Linked DNA regions of Mus musculus: region 1 is linked to region 2. Evidence: chromatin loops called from intact Hi-C (ENCODE). Cell type or tissue: heart. All regions are shown on one strand. Each heading gives the region's core, and the rest is flanking DNA. Links, peaks and the distances in the headings are about the cores only.

Region 1 (9,647 bases), core at 965-8,964, 66 kb after region 2:
CCTCGACTTTCCCTCCCACTCAAGTATCACAGGACATTAAAAAAAATGTCCTAATTTTGAGTTAGAGAATGAGGTCAGGAGGCCCGGGGGTGGGGGGTGGGTGGGGGACGGGACTGCTTATTGGTGACAACTGACAATTTTCATTTCACCTTGAAACTCCTTCCTTGTCTAGACATATGTGGCCCAAGCCCAGGTTTATGAGCACTCTAACAGGGGAGAGATGTATAGGGAGGGAGTTCACCAAATGGCACTTATGGTCACAGACTTGTCTAGCCAGGTCCCCTGTCACCCAAGTGGGGTACAAAACAAAAGAACCACTAGGAGGCCACAGAAATAAGTCTCAATATCTTAAAGTTTTAATGGTATGGTGGCATGGGCCTCTGATCCCAGTTGCATGAGAAACTGAGGCAGGAGGATTGCCTCACGTTTAAGGCCAGCCTGAGTAACTTTGTCAAACTTTGGCTCCCCAAAACAAACAAAACAAAACCCTCTGGGATATGACTCAGCTACAGACCACTGGCCTAGCACAGACAAAATCCTGGGTTAAACCCCCAGTAATGAAAAAATAACAATAATATATATTTTATAAGATCTGGTTAATGAAATGTCCAATAAGGTCGCATGTATCCCAGGCTAGCCTCAAACTTTATATAACACAGGAAGAACTTACGATGCCCCTGACTCCACCTCCCAAGCTCTGGGATTATAGGCACGGTCTGCCATATACCACACTTGGTTGTGTGCGGTGCTGGCGGCCTTGGGCATGCTTGGTAAGCACTCTACCAACTGAGCTACAACCCCAGTCCCATGTTCAATAAATCATTTTCTAGCCTCCTGCCTTGACAATTATGCCTTCGTGACAACCTGGGAGAGCAGGCTGACAATCAGATTTCTCTGCTTCCGGTGAGGTGAGTTTCACAGCAGAATAACAGTGTAGAGAGATGGCTCCATTCTCCGGGTTCAGCCACCCCTGCCCTTGCTACATTCCTATGGCCAGGTCATGTCTGCACTGCAAGGACCGACCACTGGACACCGGACCTCGGCCTGCTTCCAGCCTGTAAAACAGCACACTAAGCAAGCATTCTAGCGACTGAACTGTATCTCCAGCCATGAGAGAGTGGACCTGATGCTTAGCCTGGTTGACTCTACACTTGATGGAAAGCAGCCAGAGCAGAACGCTTGAAAGTACCCAGCCTAGGGCCTGTGCCCTGCTTCCCTTGCCTAGATTTTAAGGGTACTCATGGATTGGCAGGCTTTGGTGGCCACCAGAACTAGAGCCAGGGCTTGAAGCTTTCCCTCCCTCCACTGGAGGGCAGCTCCCACAATCTTCAGGCAGGATTATTTGTCATCCTGGAAAAATCCAGCCTAGTTTGATCCCAATTTGTGGATTTCTGGAGGCGGGGAAGGCAGGGAGGTAACGCCCACAGGGAATTTTTTGTCGAGTTGGGTATCCAAGCCAGAGCTTGTTCCATCTAGGCACAGCCCCAAGTGGGCCCCTGCCGCTCCCCGGATCCTGCCTCGCCCAGCAGATGTAAGTCCGACACAGCCAGGAGAAGGTGAGGGGTTCTGGACAGCACAGAGATGGGAACCAGCAGGGGACCGGGGCTGGCAGGGGAGGAGTGAAGGGCATTTCCCTTTCTGGACAAGCTTTAAAAATTTTCCACCCCACCTCCACCCCCTGCAGATCGGCTTTGCTGTCCTACCCAGGAGGGGACACTTAGACCTGTTGAGCCATCACCAGGCGCCAGAGACCGGGCTAGATGCTCTTCTGCGAATTCTCATTAAATCCCTGCAGCTACCCTATGAGGTGGGTCCTAACCTTAACCCCATTTTCAAGTAAGGAAGCAAGGACAGAGGTCGAGGACTCAGTGCTAACCCACCCCAAGGTCTCTTGCCCTACAGCTCACTGCCTCCCAGCAAGAAGCTATCCCAGAAGCAGAAAGGATGGTAGGAAATGAGCAAGGGCCAATGAGATGGCTTCGATAAAGACGCTTGCTGCCAGGCCTGAGGATCTGAGTTCAATTCCCCAGTATCCATATACATGGTGGACCTCGAGAGTTGTCTCTAGCAAGTTGTCCTCCAACCTCCACCCACATGCCATGGCATGTAGATCTCTCTCTCTCTCTCTCTCTCTCTCTCTCTCTCTCACACACACACACACACACACACTTGAACATAACACACACACACACACACACACACACACACACACACACACTTGAACATAATACACGAGGAAGAATTTCCTGACAATGATGGTGTGTGTGGGAGGAGATCGTGGAATGCTGGATCTAGACAGTCATGAAAAACATGAAAAAAATCCCCTGCCCTAATCGTCTCTTCAGTCTGTCCAAAGGTTGGGGATGATCTCTGGAAGGTTCCTGGAGTCTTGACTGGGACTAGGTAGCACCCTCCCTCCCTCTGTTCCACACCCCGGGGGTCTTTACTTAAGTGGCTCACAAGGTCCCAAATTGCCTCTCTTTTCTGACTCAGGAATCTTGGCATCACAGCTGAGTTATCTCAGATCAGGTCTCCCAGAAAACCCTCCCTGGAGTTCTGGGAGGCAGAGTCTCATCCTAAAGCCCAAATCCCACATAAGAGGGCACAGTCATCCCAGGCCTGCCTTCATTCTCAGGGTCTGACTCTAAGACACTAGGCAGGATGGACCTGCTGATCCTGGGCCCTCTGGATTCTGGCATTTCCTCATTCCCCACCTCCTCTCGCCATCTATAGCCAAGTGCAAATGATGCAGATGACCCAGGGACACCAGAAAACCCAAGTCCCACGCTGATAGGCAACAGCTGTCACTCACTTGCTCCCAGAACAGAAACCCTTCGGTTCACTCCATTACTCCGAACTGCGAATATATTGCCCTGGGACACACAAAGGGTACTTGGGGTGACGAAGTTCACCTGCTGCCCTTCGGAACATTGTAGTGTCTGCTGCCCGTTGCTGCTTTCCGCAGCCCTTGGACTCTGGCATTATCCCGTAGAGCCAGCGGCTCCCTCCAACTTCCTTAGAGTTTTATCGCACCCGCCTACCGAGCCTAGTTGTCTCTGGGTGTCCCCTAGGTTTGAGACGGGCAGGAGACAGAAGGCTCTGCCTTGTCTTTCCGAGCTGACCTCGAGATCCTCAGAGTGTCTTACCTGCAGGAAAGAGATGCAGCCGGCGGTGGCCACCTGCTCTCGCCTGGTTTGCAGCGCAAAAGCTCTGGGCTCGCGGGCCGGGGCTGGCGGGCTGGGGGCGGGGACGAGCTGGGAGGGGCGGGGTCTCCAGTCCCACCCCAGTCCTGAAGGTGAGGAGTCGGTAAGCATTTTGAGGTTGTTGAGTATAGAGCAGAGAAACAGGGCCACTGGGAGTTCCGGTTTCTTTTCTTTTATCTCTTCCTTTCCCTTCTCTCCCCGTCTCATTTGAAATAGGGTCTTATGTAGCCCAGGACTACCTTGAGCTCTTGGTCCTCTAGCCTCCACCCTCTAAATGCTAGGATTACATACATGCATGTACCACCAATCATGCTTGCTCACGTATGTGTGGGCTCTCTCTTTCCTCCCTTCTTTTTCTTTCTTTCTCCCTTCCTTCCTTCCTTTTGTCATCATCATTGTCATGTTTCTCCTCCCCCACTGCCTCTTCCTCCTCATTTGTTTTTCCCAAGGCTAGGAAGGCTGCACTCAGGCCACATTTGAATTCAACTAGCACCAGTTTTTCTTCAGCTTCCTAAGTGCCAGGAGCACTGGCAACGAACCTACACTTGACTCTCGGAGGGTTAGAAAACCTGAGTCCTCCTGACCTTATACAATTCTATCTGACAGCCTGGTCCAGATGTTCACAAGCCTGGCTCCGCCAGAAGACCCCCCACCCCCCAGCCCAAAGCAGCAACAAGAACAGATTTGCCTGAGTCTCCCTCCCCTCAGTCTGAGGGTCTCACAAAATTGAAGATGGGTGGAGACACCCTTACCCCACCCCCTCCCTAACTCCTGCCTAAAGGTCAGCAATATAAAGACCCAGTGATTAGAGAGACATTAGGCATCCATCTTTTTCCTCTCTCCTGGCAACACAGGGCCCTCCTCCAAACCCCAAACCCCCCTGGCAGGTCCCTCAGCTGTCACTGTTTAGCACTGGAATGACAGGCGTCCAGACTCCGTGAGTCCAGCCACATTCAAGGCCACTGAGCTTAGCACTCTGCCCCCGCCCCCTCCTCCATCAGTCGCTAATTTTATTGACCTGTAAAAGGCACGTTCCTGGCTGGTGGTTGGGGGGGGATGACTCCTGAAGGGACCAAGGACACTCTGAGAAAGAGTTACCCTAGTTAAGATGGCTGCCCAAAAGAGTGGCTGTGAATTTTTAGCTTTAGCCAGAAAAGACTGGGAGAAGAGAGAATCAATTCTTTTCTATGCACTTTGAGGCAGGGCAAGAATGAAGCAGAAGAGATACAGGTTGGATAACAGGAAGAACTGTCATCCTTCTGTGGAATCTGCCCTAACCCTTCCATCCCTCCCCCCCCCCAAAGGTGGCTTGTGCCTGCTGGGCCTCTTACTACAGAAATAGCCCTTTCCCTGAAGAATCAACCTAGATCTTGCCTCTATTAAAATCAGAACAAAAAAAAATTAGGCCTCTCTGATTCTCCCTGCTCCATGCCTACCTGACTCCAGCCCTCCAATACTGGCTCTCGGATGCTTTTTCTCAAGTGAGAAGGGGGGACAAGGGGGGGGGTTGAAGAGTTAGAACCTGTCACAGGGTGGCAAGGAGACAAGGACTTTACATTCTTAAAGAGCCTCAAATTGAAGCTTTTTAGATCTAGGAATGAAACCCAGAGCCGCTTCTGTGATGGGTGTGTTCTCGGCCTGTGAACCCTGTCTTGGGCACCTCAGATTTATCCTGCTGGTGATCTACATGAGAACTTGGCAGACACAGAAGACATTTTTCCTTTCATTTCTTTTTTCTTTCTTTTTTCTTCCTTCCTTCCTTTCTTTTCTTTTTTCTTTCTTTCTTTTTTTTTTTTTTTTTTTTGAGACAACCCCAGGCGGACCTCAAACATACAATGTAGCCAAGGATGGCTTTAAACTTATCTTAGCTACAGTTATTATTCATTGTGTGTGCATGTGTGTGCCGGAGTGTGTGTGTGTGTTTGTGTGTGTGTGTGTGTGTGTGTGTGTGTGTGCTGGAGTATTTATGACTGCACTAGGATGCATGGGAGGAGGTCAGAGAAACAAGTTGGTGGCCCTCACCTTCCCCCAAGTTGGTCCTGGGGGATTGAACTCAGTCAGTCAGGCCTGTAGGCAATACTTTACCCAGTGAACGATCTCATCAGAGCATCCTCCTGTCTCTACCCCTCCAGTGTTTAGAATCCAGGTAGGCACTCGCCATGCTGGCTTTATGCAGTTCTGGACATCAAACCCTGGGCTTTGTACACTGTAGGCTGAGCTCTGACAACTCAGCTAGTCCAAAGGGTAATATTTTAACATTAAAATTTACTCAAGCAGGTAAGTGTGCAAAGAGGGGTAGAAGATAGGCCTTACAGTGGAAACAAAGACATCTGCGAGGGTGCGTTCATCTCTTGACTAGGAGGAGGCATGGCACACTAATGAAGCTTATTTTCCATCAATTACACTTCAAAATAAAAACCGTTACATATTCTCTACTACACCTTTAATTTATGAAGAGCCTCAAAAACAAAAACAAAACCTACAAGGTGCTTGGGCAAGGGAGGGATGTTGTAGTTCTTAGAACATCATGGCATAATAATTCTCCTGCGTTCATCTTCCAACTCCATCCAATGTGTTTAAGATCTCTGCAGCAGAATAAAGGGGTACCCTGACCAGAGTGCTAGCCAGGGGAAGGAGGATGGCTTGCTGGACTCTCCTGCCCCCTGCAGTTTGACCTAGGTACTGCAGTCACAAGGGGGTCAGTCCAGGGAGAGCTCAGACAGGCTTTGTGTGCAGTCCTGCAGGATATCGAAGACTGGTATGGAGAAAGGCACCCGGGACCACTTTTTGGCCTGGATCTTCCCTCGAGGTGTTTCCAGTAGTATGCTTCCGATTTTGAGCACTGGCAAGGTCACTGATTTGTAGATCATCTGGAAGCCCCAGACCTGATGGTGGAACAGATGGAAGCACGTGGCTTTCTATCCTTAAACTGGACTTCTGTGATGACCAGCCCCATATCTACCACCAGAGGCCATCATGCAGGAGGCTCCCTAAGACAGGACTATAATGAAATTTTTGGTTTCTTTAAAAACACAGATTCATGAGAGTGTTTTAATTTTAATCCCAGGTGTGTAATATGGGGCGGCCTTGGATTGTCCACAGCAAATGACAGTGATTTGCTTGGTGCTCTAGCAAGGGTGTGGTTTTGACGTCTGGAAGTCTGGGGACCCTTCAGAGGGTGTATAAATGCTAGAGCAAAGATAGAAGAGGCTAGTTGGTGGTTGGATGATGTTGGTTGCATTGGGTACAAAGAGATGAAAAGAAGAAATTAGATATCCTGACAGTGAAGATCATACTGGCCCCAAGGAACTCGATGCCCCAAATCATCAGGAAGTTGTCTACCGATAATATCGCCCCCTTCCCCCTCTATCCTTTTTTTCTCTCCTACCTAGGGTTAGGGGCTTGAAAGGGTGAATAAAGAAGTGAAGAAGGGTGGAAGAAAAAGGAACATGCAAAATAGTAAAAGGTCAAGCTACAGGGGACTACAGGACAGACGGCGGGTCTCTCAGACAGAAGGACAGAGGGTCTCCCAGAGCAGGCGTGGTTCCCACCTGGGGTGACGACTGGAAGGTGCAGCTAGGCCTCCTTTCCCAAACCAAGGGCCTCTGGAGTCCAGGGCTGAGGGCTCTTTGCCTTGGGCTATAGCCTTTTACTTACCTCCCCACAGTTACTGCACCTGATGGTTCCTCCAGGTCTCCAGTCCTTAAAGACCTTGTTAATGACCACAGGGTTCTGGGAGGTGGTATAGTAGACCCTAGAAAGAATGGAGTAGACAGAGCCCTTCTGGAGCCCCTGAACCCCAGATTCCATGTCCTGTAACTGGCTGAGTCCCTCCCAAGACATCTGACCTTTCTGCCTGTCAAGATAGAGAATTTCCCAGAATCAGGAACTCTAGTCCCCAGGAGGATTGGCCTGCCCTGTCCACACCCTATTCCTGCATCCAGAGAACATCCTTGGATCCCGAGCCCCATCCCTGCCATCATTCCTCTCAGGGTAATTATGCTCTCTCACTTCTGCCTAGACTCATTTCCCGTGTTTAAACCCCATCACCCTCCTTCTCCTACCTAGGTGACATATAACTTATGTTCCAAATATTGAAAAAGATACTGCAGCTGGGTGGTGGTGGCGGCGCACGCCTTTAATCCCAGCACTTGGGAGGCAGAGGCAGGCGGATTTCTGAGTTTGAGGCCAGCCTGGTCTACAGAGTGAGTTCCAGGATAGCCAGGGCTATACAGAGAAACCCTGTCTCCAAAAACCAAAAAAAAAAAAAAAAAAAAAAAAAAAAATTCTCCCTAGCCTACTGAGTGACATAGACAGGCTACCTCACCCGACAGTTAAACTTTTCTTGATATCCTGAGAGTGGGTAGGGTCAAGGACTCAGGTCATGGCTAAATTCTTTGTATCCTAAATTCTAGTTCTCTTTGTTGGGGATAAAACCTGCTTGCTAAAACACTTTTTAGCTTGCCACACCCGGTAAAAAGCCCTTCTGCATCCTGCAAGCCCTCCCATGGCTCTCACGAGAAGTTGGGGTTCACATTGACGTGGTGGGTGCCCTCCACTTTCCGCAGGTCACTCCCGTAGCCCACGGCCACCATACAGTTGATGCAGAGAAGTTGCACGTGCTCCGGTAGGAACTGCCCCTGCTGGATCTCCCGATGGGCCGCGCGTGCTGCCCGCTTAACTAGAGATGCTTGCTGCAAGTCCCGGATCTGGAGAAGAGGGCGGGGGACAGGACTTGGACATGGACACCAAGAGACCCAACCTCAGGAAAGTTCTCAGAGTTCCCAAAGACCCCAGATCATTTGTACCCGGACCCAGAAGGGACTTCTTGTTTGAGACAGGGTCTCTCACTGAACCTGAAGCTCCCTGACTCAGATAAGCTGGCTGGCCAGCAAGCCCAGAAATCCTCCTGTCTGTCTTCCCAGAGTTAACACATTGCTGTACCCAGACTTTTACTGGACTGGGAATTCAGGTCCTTGTGCTTGTGTTACCCTTGACTGACTGAGTCATCTCCCCGTTCCTGTTAATGTTGTGTTGTATTCATCCTTTAAAAAATGTCATGCATAGCTTTTTTTGCTTGTTTGTTTTTATCTTTTTTGTTTGTTTGTTTTTCGAGACAGGATTTCTCTGTGTAGCCCTGGCTGTCCTGGAACTCACTTTGTAGCCCAGGCTGGCCTTGAACTCAGAAATCCACCTGCCTCTGCCTCCCAAGCGCTGGGATTAAAAGCGTGCGCTACCACTGCCCGGCTGTTTGTCTGTTTGTTTGTTTAAATCTATCATGGGATGGCATTATGCTAAAACAACAGCACTAAAGAAAATGGCTTGGATGCTGCTTCTGAGATTAGGACATTATCTGTCCGGATCTTACCTACCACCTGTGTTTTTGTTTCCTTCTATTTCCAGAAAGGCTCTCACAAATATATAAAGTATCTGTTTCCCGTCCCCCAGCCCTTTCCCCCAGCACCCTCACATAATTCAGGCTGGCCTCCAACCAAGGATAAGGGCACACCTGGGACAAGGCCTATTTTCTAAGGTCATGCAGAGGACAGGCATCGCCTTCTCTGGCAACAGTTACCATGGCCTTGATCTTTCTCTGCCTGGTATAAAAGTTCCCTAAGTGATCCTGGAGGGGACCCAGGAGTGTGTGGATGCAGTCAGAGCCTCAGGCTCTCAGAGGCTGCTGCAGGCTGCCGCTGACCTTGGCCTTGAACTCATCAGGGTCCATCTTCTGTACAGCAGCCACAGCCTTCTCCATCAGCACCTCCAGAGCCTCATTGGTTAGCTCCCGCTTCATCTCCCGACTGCCCTCTGTAGCCAGGAAGGAGTACACACTCTGACCAGCTCGAGCACGACCCCGGGCCTGGGAAAAATGACAAAGGTGAGGGAGATGTGGGCTGGGATCCATATGGGATCCTTCCAGGGCTGCAGTGGGTAGCAGGGCTTAAGTGTACCTGGACCATGGAGATCTCATTGGTCAGGAGCCCATAGCGCACCACCACATTGCACTGAGCGATATCCAGCCCCTCCTCTGCCACACTTGTGGCCACTAGAAGGCTCAGGATACCATCCCTGAACTCCTGGATCACTTCCTGCTGGTCTTTCTGTTGGAGGGTTCAGGGAGAAAGAAAAGGTTTACGGGAACCCAGAGTCCCAGTCTGTCCCAAGGTTATCCCCAAGATTATGCTGGCCTTTCCTAGTGACCCGTAATCCCTAGGACACTTTTTTCTCCCTCCCTCCCTTATAAAAGACAGATTCTTCAAATATCCTAAGCTGGCCTTGAACTTGCTGTTGTAGACAAGAACCACCTTGACCCTCTGGGTCTATTGCCTCCATCTGTCATCTGAGTGCTGGGATTACAACACACTACCACACCTGGCTTATGGCTCTGTGCTTGTGAGGCAAGCATCCTACCAGACCCCTTCCCTAGTGACCTCTAAAAGTCCC
Region 2 (9,647 bases), core at 644-8,643:
CTCCTGGAGAGGTTTCTGCTTGGGACCCCTTTGAGGCTTACCTCTGGATCTCTGCTTTCTGGGGGGAGGAGGAAGGGGCGATTACTGGCGCTCCCCGGGTGCCTGTGTCAGGAAGTTTCCCTTTAGAAGGACCTCTCTCTGCAGTCTCAAGAGAGTTTATAAATCTGAGCTTTCTCTGTGCCTGTCAGTTCAAGGGATGTAAAAGCCATCTTTCGGAAGCACTTTTCTCTTTATTCTGTTTCTTGTCAGATCTTTATTTTACCGGTGGATTCAACTGGGAATGGTTAAATGGAATTTATTGCCATCCAAATTAGTCATTCAAGAAAGCAAGTTATGCCGGGCAGTGGTGGTTGCACGCCTTTAATCCCAGTACTTAGGAGGCAGAGACAGTCAGATTTCTGAGTTCGAGGCCAGCCTGGTCTACAAAGTGAGTTCCAGGACAGCCAGGGCTATACAGAGAAACCCCGCCCCCCCCCCCCCGAAAGAAAGAAAGAAAGTTTTTCTCCATATTTGCACACTCTCCCTGAGGAAAAGATGTCAAGAAGAATCTAAAATCCCTGCTTCTTTCTTCACGGAAGTCATGGTTAAAAGGAGAAAACAGCCTGGTGTGCATATGCCTCAACTATTTCATCAGCTGGGAGCCAGCTTGGGGTACATGAGACCCTGTCTCAAAACAACCCCCTCCCCCCAAAATCAAACAAAAAGAACAGGAGTATTTGTGGAACTTCCTTCAGTATTTGGTGCCCTATCTTGTGCACAGGAACAAACCCGGCCAGCTGTTTTTGTCACCCCACTCTCTAAGCCCCTCCCTTTGTGGTGCCATTAACCCCACCCTGGCTGTGTGCCAAATCCTGGCCACTCATGGGATAAGGAGGTTAATTACAGCTCACTGCTCAGTAGTTCGGTAAACATCAGGGTGGTGCTAACTCCCTGATGCTCCCTGGCCTGCTGTTTGGATTCTGTCTTCCCTCACCACACGGCTTCTGTCCTTTTAGGTTGAAAGCTAAGCATGGGGAAGAGCTGCAAGGTGGTCGTGTGCGGCCAGGCATCTGTGGGCAAAACTTCAATCCTTGAGCAGCTTCTGTACGGGAACCATGTCGTGGGTGAGTGTTGCTGGGCCCGGGAGACTGGCAGAAGACCTTGAGTGAAGGATCTGGTCACATCCTGAATCCAAAAGCTAAAAAGGACACCAGCTGCTTTCACACCCTCCCAATTAGGGCTGGAGGCAGGGCTGACTGTCAGAGCCCTGGTCTAACATGTACTAGTCCTTGGGTTTGAACCCCACAATGGAGGGGGAAAATAAAACATTGTACCACCCAAGTTCTATGACATTGTACAAATCTAGAAGGAAGAAACCCAAAGCCAAGATAGGAAGAAGCCCATTCCCACCCCACAGCACTTGGCCAGAGGTGGATGTAGGGTGTCTGCTTCTATTACTGCCCGCCTTGTTGTTATCGTCTTTGAGAGGGCCTCACTGTACGGCCCAGGTTGGCCAGGAACTCTCACAGATCAACCTGTCTCTGCCCCTGCCTCCCCTCCTCCAAGAGCTTCAATTCAAGGTGTGTGTCTCCACACCCAGTTCTGTGTTGCCCTTTTGCTTGGTGTGATAAAGACATGACACTCGGTCTCACTCTCAAGTCTGGTCTCTCCCGAGCCCCCATATTCCTTATGCCCTGTGTCTGGTCGGCTTGTTAGGCTATCTACCTTGCTCCCATCTCCCATCTCTCTTGACTCATTTTAACCCAGGTTCTGAGATGATCGAGACCCAGGAGGACATCTATGTAGGCTCCATCGAGACAGACCGAGGGGTGCGGGAGCAGGTGCGTTTCTATGATACACGGGGTCTCCGGGATGGGGCCGAGCTGCCCAAGCACTGCTTCTCCTGCACCGATGGCTACGTCCTGGTCTACAGCACAGACAGCCGAGAGTCGTTCCAGCGCGTCGAGCTGCTCAAGAAGGAGATCGACAAGTCCAAGGACAAGAAGGAGGTACATGTCCTAGACTTCTGCTGGGAGCCCAGTGGTAGGAGAGCATGAGCGTGGGTCCTCGGTATGCTTTCGGGTGTATACTGGCTGGTTTTGTGTGTCAACTTGACACAGCTGGAGTTAGCACAGAGAAAGGCACTTAAGGTGAGGAAATGCCTCCATAAGATCCTGCTGTGGGGCATTTTCTCAATTAGTGATCAAGAGTGGAGGGCCCCTTGTGGGTGGTGCCATCCCTGGGCTAGTAGTCTTGGGTTCTATAAGAAAGCAAGCTGAGAAGCAAGCCAGTAAAGAACATCCCTCCATGGCCTCTGCATCAGCTCCTGCTTCCTGCCCTGCTTGAGTTTCAGTCCTGACTTCCTTTGATGATGAACAGCAATGTGGAAAATGCAAGCTGAATCAACCCTTTCCTCCCCAACTTGCTTCTTGGTCATGATGTTTTGTGCAGGAATAGAAACCCTGACTGAGACAGGGTGCTGGCATGATTCCCAGTTGTGCGCATTTGCCAAGAGGTAGTTTAGGAGCTAGAAGGCCGGGAAGATCATTGGAGAGGGTCTTCAACCCACACAAGAGGTAGTGGGCCACATGATAGGAGAGCTCAATCGCTGAGTCTTCTTCTTGGTTTACTAGGTTCCCTCCTAGCACATGAAGCGCGGTCTAGTTTTCCTTCTCTGGGGCTCTGTGTTCTTGCTAGTCCTCCAGAAGTCCTCTGGGAACTGCATCCTCCCCAGCTGTTGGCCAGAAACAGCTGATGGCTACACCTGGTCCTGAGCCACTGCATGCCGACAGTCCCTGTTCTCATCTGTCCTCTCCAGGTCACCATCGTGGTCCTTGGCAACAAGTGTGACCTGCAGGAGCAGCGTCGCGTAGACCCTGACGTGGCCCAGCACTGGGCCAAGTCCGAGAAGGTGAAGCTATGGGAGGTGTCGGTGGCTGACCGACGCTCCCTCCTAGAGCCTTTCATCTACCTGGCCAGCAAGATGACCCAGCCGCAGAGCAAGTCTGCCTTCCCCCTCAGCCGCAAGAACAAGGGCAGCGGCTCCTTGGATGGCTGAATAGCTGCCCTTCTTGCTTCACCATTCCAAGCCCATTCCGGGATGGGTGGCGAGCACAGGGTGCATAAGCAAGCTGTTCTTCCCAGTCGGTAGGGGAGTGACCCTCTAGGACAGGAAGCTGGGCTGGCCCAGGCCAGTGCCACCTTTGTCCTCTCTTAACTCCAAGAAGTGCAAGTGAACTTGATTGTTGGCCCTCCCTTGACCTTCCATAATAGTTCCCACCCCTCCCCCAGCTGACCATATTTTCTCCACTGTCACCTAGACACTTATGGGTTAGTGTCCCTTCCATCTGCCTGGTGCAGGAAGCAGGGCCGTCATGCCAACGCGCCCAGTCCAGGATCTGCCTCCTATCAGGGATCCCAACTCTGAATTTCCTGCCACTAACATACACACAGTACCAGCCTTAAAACAAAAGACTAGGTACTGTAAGCATACATTTGTGCGAGCTGGCTTAGGGTTGGTTCCTCATCCTCCACCCTGACCTTTCCTCTGGCCTGTTCAAGGCCTGGTAAAGTCAGGCTCCTGGGAGTGGCATTTCCTGTTTGACCTCTACCCATCTCCCAGTTGTTTCACTTCCTCTTCCTGTTCCAGGAGCAGAGGTCTTATTGGCTGAGGTAGAGTGGAGTGATGACTGGGCTGTCACATGCCCTGAGACTTAGCAAGACTCTTCTCCCCTGAGCGTCAGTCTTCTCGTATGTGAGTTGACAGAAGCTTGGATGTCACCTAGAGCCACGGGTAGCGCTGTGACTTTTCTAAAGCTGGTGGCTTGGGCCTCCTGTGTGTCTTCTGCCCCTGCTCCACCCTCTTTAAGGTGCTACACCTACCGGCCCTGGAGGCTGGACGGCCTCTCTTAACCACCAGGGGGCAGGGGTGCACTCTGCTCAGTGCTGCGAGCGAGCGGCTGTCTATTAACCTGCCCAACAGGGTAGTGTCCATCCCTCCTGGTTGGTTTTGGCTAGTAGCTGGACTTTATATTTATACTCTCTCTGTATTTATGCACCTGCTGCTCTGGTGAAGGTGGGATAAGCCGCGCCCCCAGCCCTTCTTTCTTACCTCAGATGCCTGAAGAGAACCAGGCAGCCCAGTAGCAGCTTCCCAGGAGCTGACAAGCCTTCCATCAGAGGCTTGTGCTATCAAGTGAGCTTATCACCCACAACCTGCGGTGCCCACTCCGTGCTTCTGATGTGCACACCTCACACGGGTTAAACACTATGGCCAGGCCACCTCCAATACCCTCTCCTCCTCCTAGAACAGGCGAGGGGGGGCTGGTGCCCAGGCCTGGGCAAGGAGAGTCTGGGCACCTACAGGCTCAGGCTTGAAGTTCATTTATTGATGTGTTGGACACAATAAAACCACAACTGCTATTATCAAAAAGTTTCCCGTCCCCTACCCCTTTTCTTGTCCCATTGGAAATATCTTTCAAAAAAAGGGGGATATAGGTGGATCCTGGTGAAATCCCATGTCGAATGGGGGAATGGCACTGGCTTTGGTGACATGAAAGTTGATCTTGAGGGTTTACTGGACCATGTACCAGCCCGAAACGCCACACTTGGGATGGCCAGACCCAGTGTGGAATGGAGAGTCCCTAGGCTGAGGGAGACCCAGAGCCCCTTTAGAGTTGGGGTTCAAGAGAAACCACTGAAAGGCTAAGATAAGAAGAGCTGTAGTGCCGGGTGTGGTGGTGCACGCCTTTAGTCCCAGCACTCGGGAGGCAGAGGCAGGCAGATTTCTGAGTTCGAGGCCAGCCTGGTCTACAAAGTGAGTTCCAGGACAGCCAGGGCTATTGTGTCAAAGCCAGACCAGGCAGGGTGGTGTGTGCCTTTAGTTCCGTTACTTAAGAGGCAGAGGCAGGTAGATTTTTTGAGTTTGCCAGCCTGAGCATACAGTCCCAGACCAGCCAGGATGACACAGTCAGGCCCAGCCTGAACACCACTTTTCCCTTCAAGCCCCACCCCCACGAGCAGATGGCGCGTCATCTCAACTCTGCCTCACTTTCACAGTACATTTTTTAAGAACTTTGGGGCCTCTTATCTCTATGGCCCTTTGCCATACATACCCTGTAGTCTACTTGTGGTTGTTTTGGTGTTTGAGACAGTGTCTAGCTATATGGCTCAAACTGACTTTGAACTCGTAATCCAGGCCCTAGGATTGCAGGAATGCACCACCATACCTGGCTACCCCATGGTAAATATGCCTGATAGGTTCCAGCCCACTTCAGTTTGAGATCCCTGTCTCTAGTGATTGTCCAGACCGCTCTAGAACATGGCAGGAGAGGCTGGCCCTTGGGAGCTAAAATGCTGTCAGCTCTGTGTACGTCTCTAGTTGGGGTCTGGGTATGAGAGCACCATGAGACTGGGGCTGTGGTTTTTGCATAGATCTTTGGGATTTGTTAAATCATAGATGCAGGGCAGCCTAGGGCTGGCCCAGGAAAGGAGGGTAGTGGTGGTCCTCAGAGCCAGGGGACTGGAGAACCCCAGTCTGAGTGAAGGGCAGCTACCCAGGTTGGGTGGGAACCCGGAAACTGCAAAAGGCAGTCTCTGTGGGATGTGGAGACAAGTGTCTGACTGGAAGAGATAGGATGTGGCCATTCTGAGTCCACTAATAGGGAGCAAAAAGGATGGGTCCTGCAGCAGGGCGGACAGCTCCTGCTGGAGAACGAAACAGAGCTGGGCCCAGGACAGGAGCTGGGAAGAGGGTAGCAGCTGCTGTTGCAGCAGGCCGGAGGGTCAGGGGCCCTGGCAGGGCACAGATGGCAGCAGCTGTGGTGGGCAGCGGACCAGGCAGGAAGCGGGCTGCCAGCGTCTTGGTGAGTTGCTTCTGCAAGGCCAATTTAGACTACAATAAAAACAGAAATGGAGAGGGTCTCTGATACCAGAGAAGCCCGCCCCCTCCCTGGGACACATCCAGGAGCCTTTTTGCCTCGGGGACGTGCCTTTTAGAGTTCTAAGTCTAACCTCCTCCCTCCCGCCCCCAAACAGTCATGCCAGGGGGCCTTGCTGTGCCAGCTGTCTTCCTGCCCAGCAGATGGACAGCCTCGGGACGGGCCGCACTGTGAGGGGTAGGAAGAGATGGTCTCTAGGATAAGCACACCCACCCCTGGCTTTTGCCCTTCATATTATGACCTTAGGCCCAGCCCACCCGCAGGAAATTCCTCTGGGTATGGCCCACCTCCACCCCCTAACCCTGTCCCTGCTCAGGCAGCTGCAGGACCAGCAGCCTCCCTCTTGCCACACCCCAAGCCTTTCAGCTGGCCCTGCCTCCTCCTCTCTCCCATATAGACCATGGTCCTCCTAGAGACAGGTACCTTGAGAACACTCACAGCCAGTGCTGTGTGCTTCTGCAGCTTGTTATGCTGGCTGGAGGACTTGGGGGGCTTCCCAGCCAGCCGGTCTTTGTGCCTCCGGCTGCTCATGTGCTGACAGACAGACAGACAGACAGACAGAGAATGAGATGAGGAAGCCCACAGAACCCAAACTATTCTATTGTCAGACTATCTCAGACTTCCTCTTATCCATAGTTCGTACGTTCAACACACACACAAGGGGCTCTCAGGCGTGGGACAGTCCTGGACAGCCTAGCCACATCCATCCCTCAGTGGGCATCAATGCCTCCTCCCTTGCTCTGATACCCATCCTATCCTGGTCTCCCTTCTCCTACCTGCTTGAGCTGGGTCTCTGAATTGACATGGAGCTGACAGAGGGCACAATGGAAAGGAGGGCTGGGTCCCTGCCGGCCCCCACGATTTCCTATCACTCTCTTGGTCTTGTGTCCAGTCCCTCCTCGGGACACAGGACGGCCCCGGCCCCTTCGGGGAGCCCCTTGATGACCTTCCACCATCCATCTGTGCTTAGCTCCTGGAAGGAAAGAAAACGGTCTCTCAGTACGGAAGGGAGGCCATAGCATCAAACTAGGTTAGCTTGGCTACCCCTCCGCACACACATGGCCCCCGCCAGGCACACAGACTTCTGTCTTCCCAGCATCTCTGGCTGTCTATGGCTTTCTGTGGACATCCCTTAGGGAAGATGGCCTTTTAAAATAGACAGCTGGGAAAAAGTCCCTTCCTTTTGATCCAAGGAGTATGGAGGAGGGTACTCCAGGCCCTTAGTGACCTTCAGTTCTGGTTGCTGCAGACTTCTCCTCCCAATGCCCCTCCCTTGGGACGAAGAGAAGGACCCAGAAATGTCTTTGTAGTAACAGTGGGTAGGTTCCTCTGTCACCTGGCCATGAATGACATGGCACCCGGGAAGCACTGACCTGTGTTGTGAGCCTGAAGCTGAGAGGCGGAGTTCACTGTCACTTTACAGGTAGGGCAGTAGAGGCGTCCCTTCTCGCCCCTGCCCTCCCCATTCACTCCACTTCCCACGGCCCCTTCTGCTGGCTCAGGCCCTGGTGCTTCCCTGCTGGGATCCGGGGAGCAGGGTGGGCAGGAAGAGGAGGAAGACGAAGCAGCAGCATCACAAAGTTCGGAGTGGACGGGGTCTCCGGCTGAGTGGACGGGGTCTCCGGCTGATGGGTCCGGGGTCGGCGGGAGCTGAAGTGAAGGGCCAAGAGGAGGGGATGCAGGACCTGCAAGGACATGGGACATATGGGGAGATTTGGACCTCTGAGGCGCAACACTGACATGGTGATAGAATGGGAGGCTGGAAGGCTTCCTGGTAAAGGACAGCTAGCACTCAATTCTGGGTTCACCCTGCCACCAACTCACTAGGCAAACTTGAGCCTCAGTTTCCCTGTATAAAAAATCATAAAATCGGCCTGGTGTGGTGGTGCACGCCTTTAATCCCAGCATTGGGGAGGCAGAGGCAGGCAGATTTCTGAGTTCGAGGCCAGCCTGGCCTACAAAGTGAGTTCCAGGATAGCCAGGGCTATACAGAGAAATCCTGTCTCAAAAAACCAAACCAAAAAAAAAAAAAATCATAAAATCGGACAGAATTGGTCACACTTTCAGTCTAATGTTCTAGCTCCTCAGTATTGAGTAAGTAGAAGTCACCAGAAAGATGTGCTAGAATGTTTTAGTATTATAATAGCATTAAACTGGAAATTGGTGAGATCCATCATACAGGTGAATGGTAATCTATCTTTGAGGCAGAGAACACAGCACAGGAAAGGAAAATGACCACATGTAAACTCAGAAATGATGGGTGTTAGTGGAGGTTTTAGGGGGAATGTTGTTTTTTGTCAGAGTCTAGTGTATCTCAGGCTGGCCATGAACTCACTATATAGCTGAGGATACCCTTGAACTAGATTTCTAGCCTGCCTGCCTCCACCTCGCAAATGCTGTGATCATGGGTCCGTGCCACTATTCCCAGTTCCGTGGTGGTATTAGGAATCAAACTCCGGGACTTCCCAAGTGGTCTGCAAGTACTGTACCCACTGAGGTAGACTCCCAACCCCCTGTCCTTTCTTTTCTGAGTCAGGGTCTTACAGAACCTTAGCTAGCCTTAAATTTGATGTGTATTCCAGACTGACCTGGAACTCTGAATTCTCCTTCCTCCGTCTCTAAGGAGTGTAGGGGACAGTGGTACCCATTAGCTGAGACAGGAGCTTCTCCCTCTGGCCCCCAGGTTAAAAAAAAAAAAAAACCCAAACCTACCCACATCTGAATGCAGACCTCTGACCTCTAGATTGTGGAGAAAATACACTTCTATTGTTTCAGCCACCTACTTTGTAGCCTTGTGTTCTGCCAGCCTTAGGGAACCAACACAGGGAGTAGTTGAATCCTAGCTCAGGCTAGGTGTGCTGGCAGCACGTTGCCTGATCCAGAGTCAGCCTGAGGAAGGAACAGTATAGGTGTCTGCCAATGTCTGTATATTAGGGGTCATTTTTTTTAGCAGGAAATATGGTGAAAAGCTAAAGAGATGGCTCAGCTGTTAAGAGCATGTACTGTTCTTGCAGCAGATGGGAGTGCAGTCCCCAGAACCCATAACCACTGCTACTCCAGCTCCAGGGACCTCATGACCCCTCCTGGCCTCTGTGTTCCATGAGCACCAACACATTCACACACACACACATACATTCACACACACACATACATTCACACACACACATGCACACACACATTCTCACACATTCACACACACACATTCACATTCACACACACATGCACACACACACACATTCACATACACACATTCACACACACACACACACACACACACACACACACACACACACACACACACCAAAAAATCCCAAGTTAAAAATAAAAAGCCAGGTAGTAGTGGTGCATGCCTTTAATCCCAGCACTGTCATGAGGCAGAGGCAGGTGGATGGATCTCTATAAGTTCAAGGCCAGCCTGGTCTACAGAGTGAGTTCCAGGAAAGCTGAGACTACACAGAAAAACCCTGTCTTGAAAAACCAAACAAAAGAAAAAGGAAAGAAAGATGGTTGAAGAGCCAGAGTCACTCAAGCCGCTGTCAGAAGCCAGCCTCGTTGTGTGAACTTGAAATCAAGACTGACCTTTGCTCTGAGGGGTTCCAGGGCTTCCACTGGCTGGAGGTGAGGCTGAAGACACCACTGTCCCGTTTGTGGTCGGGTTTCGAGGCCTCTGCTTGCTCTTGGCAGCTTCCACAGCCTTGAGTTTTCTGGCGTGTCTGTGGCCCTTGTAAT

The links. Hi-C counts contacts between places; a loop is a spot of excess contacts. Peaks named below come from ENCODE experiments on the same cell type or tissue, not always from the same donor. Only the 100,000 strongest peaks of a DNase experiment are listed, where the experiment ranks them.
Region 1: a loop joins it to region 2, with 6 times the contacts of the local background. A loop is called at or near these places in 29 of 42 quality-filtered maps.

The regions. Positions count from the first base shown.
Region 1 is chr11:100,689,255-100,698,901 of GRCm38, forward strand. It overlaps Zfp385c (zinc finger protein 385C), which reads right to left and starts at 3,212. Exons shown (of 9, transcript NM_001373887.1): 1 at 3,147-3,212. Dhx58 (DEXH (Asp-Glu-X-His) box polypeptide 58) reads right to left here. Exons shown (of 13, transcript NM_030150.2): 9 at 9,155-9,304; 10 at 8,902-9,063; 11 at 7,722-7,912; 12 at 6,861-6,957; 13 at 5,630-6,088. The coding sequence ends at 5,903. Gm38483 (a long non-coding RNA gene) reads left to right here. Exons shown (of 5, transcript XR_880214.3): 2 at 1-903; 3 at 998-1,556; 4 at 1,685-1,807; 5 at 7,772-8,275. In heart, for the core only: a CTCF peak has its summit at 1,313 (motif pointing right); a DNase peak (open chromatin) is centred at 5,887; H3K4me3 peaks cover 902 bases; H3K27me3 peaks cover 4,139 bases.
Region 2 is chr11:100,623,197-100,632,843 of GRCm38, forward strand. Nkiras2 (NFKB inhibitor interacting Ras-like protein 2) reads left to right here. Exons shown (of 4, transcript NM_028024.2): 2 at 996-1,103; 3 at 1,747-1,988; 4 at 2,798-4,406. The coding sequence starts at 1,010. The coding sequence ends at 3,037. It overlaps Zfp385c (zinc finger protein 385C), which reads right to left. Exons shown (of 9, transcript NM_001373887.1): 5 at 9,498-9,647; 6 at 7,292-7,603; 7 at 6,695-6,891; 8 at 6,342-6,452; 9 at 4,347-5,872. The coding sequence ends at 5,636. Among named protein-coding and RNA genes, the nearest start is that of Nkiras2, 5.1 kb to the left of the region's middle. In heart, for the core only: a CTCF peak has its summit at 3,881 (motif pointing right); DNase peaks (open chromatin) are centred at 835, 3,145, 3,605 and 6,096; H3K4me3 peaks cover 281 bases; H3K27me3 peaks cover 1,077 bases.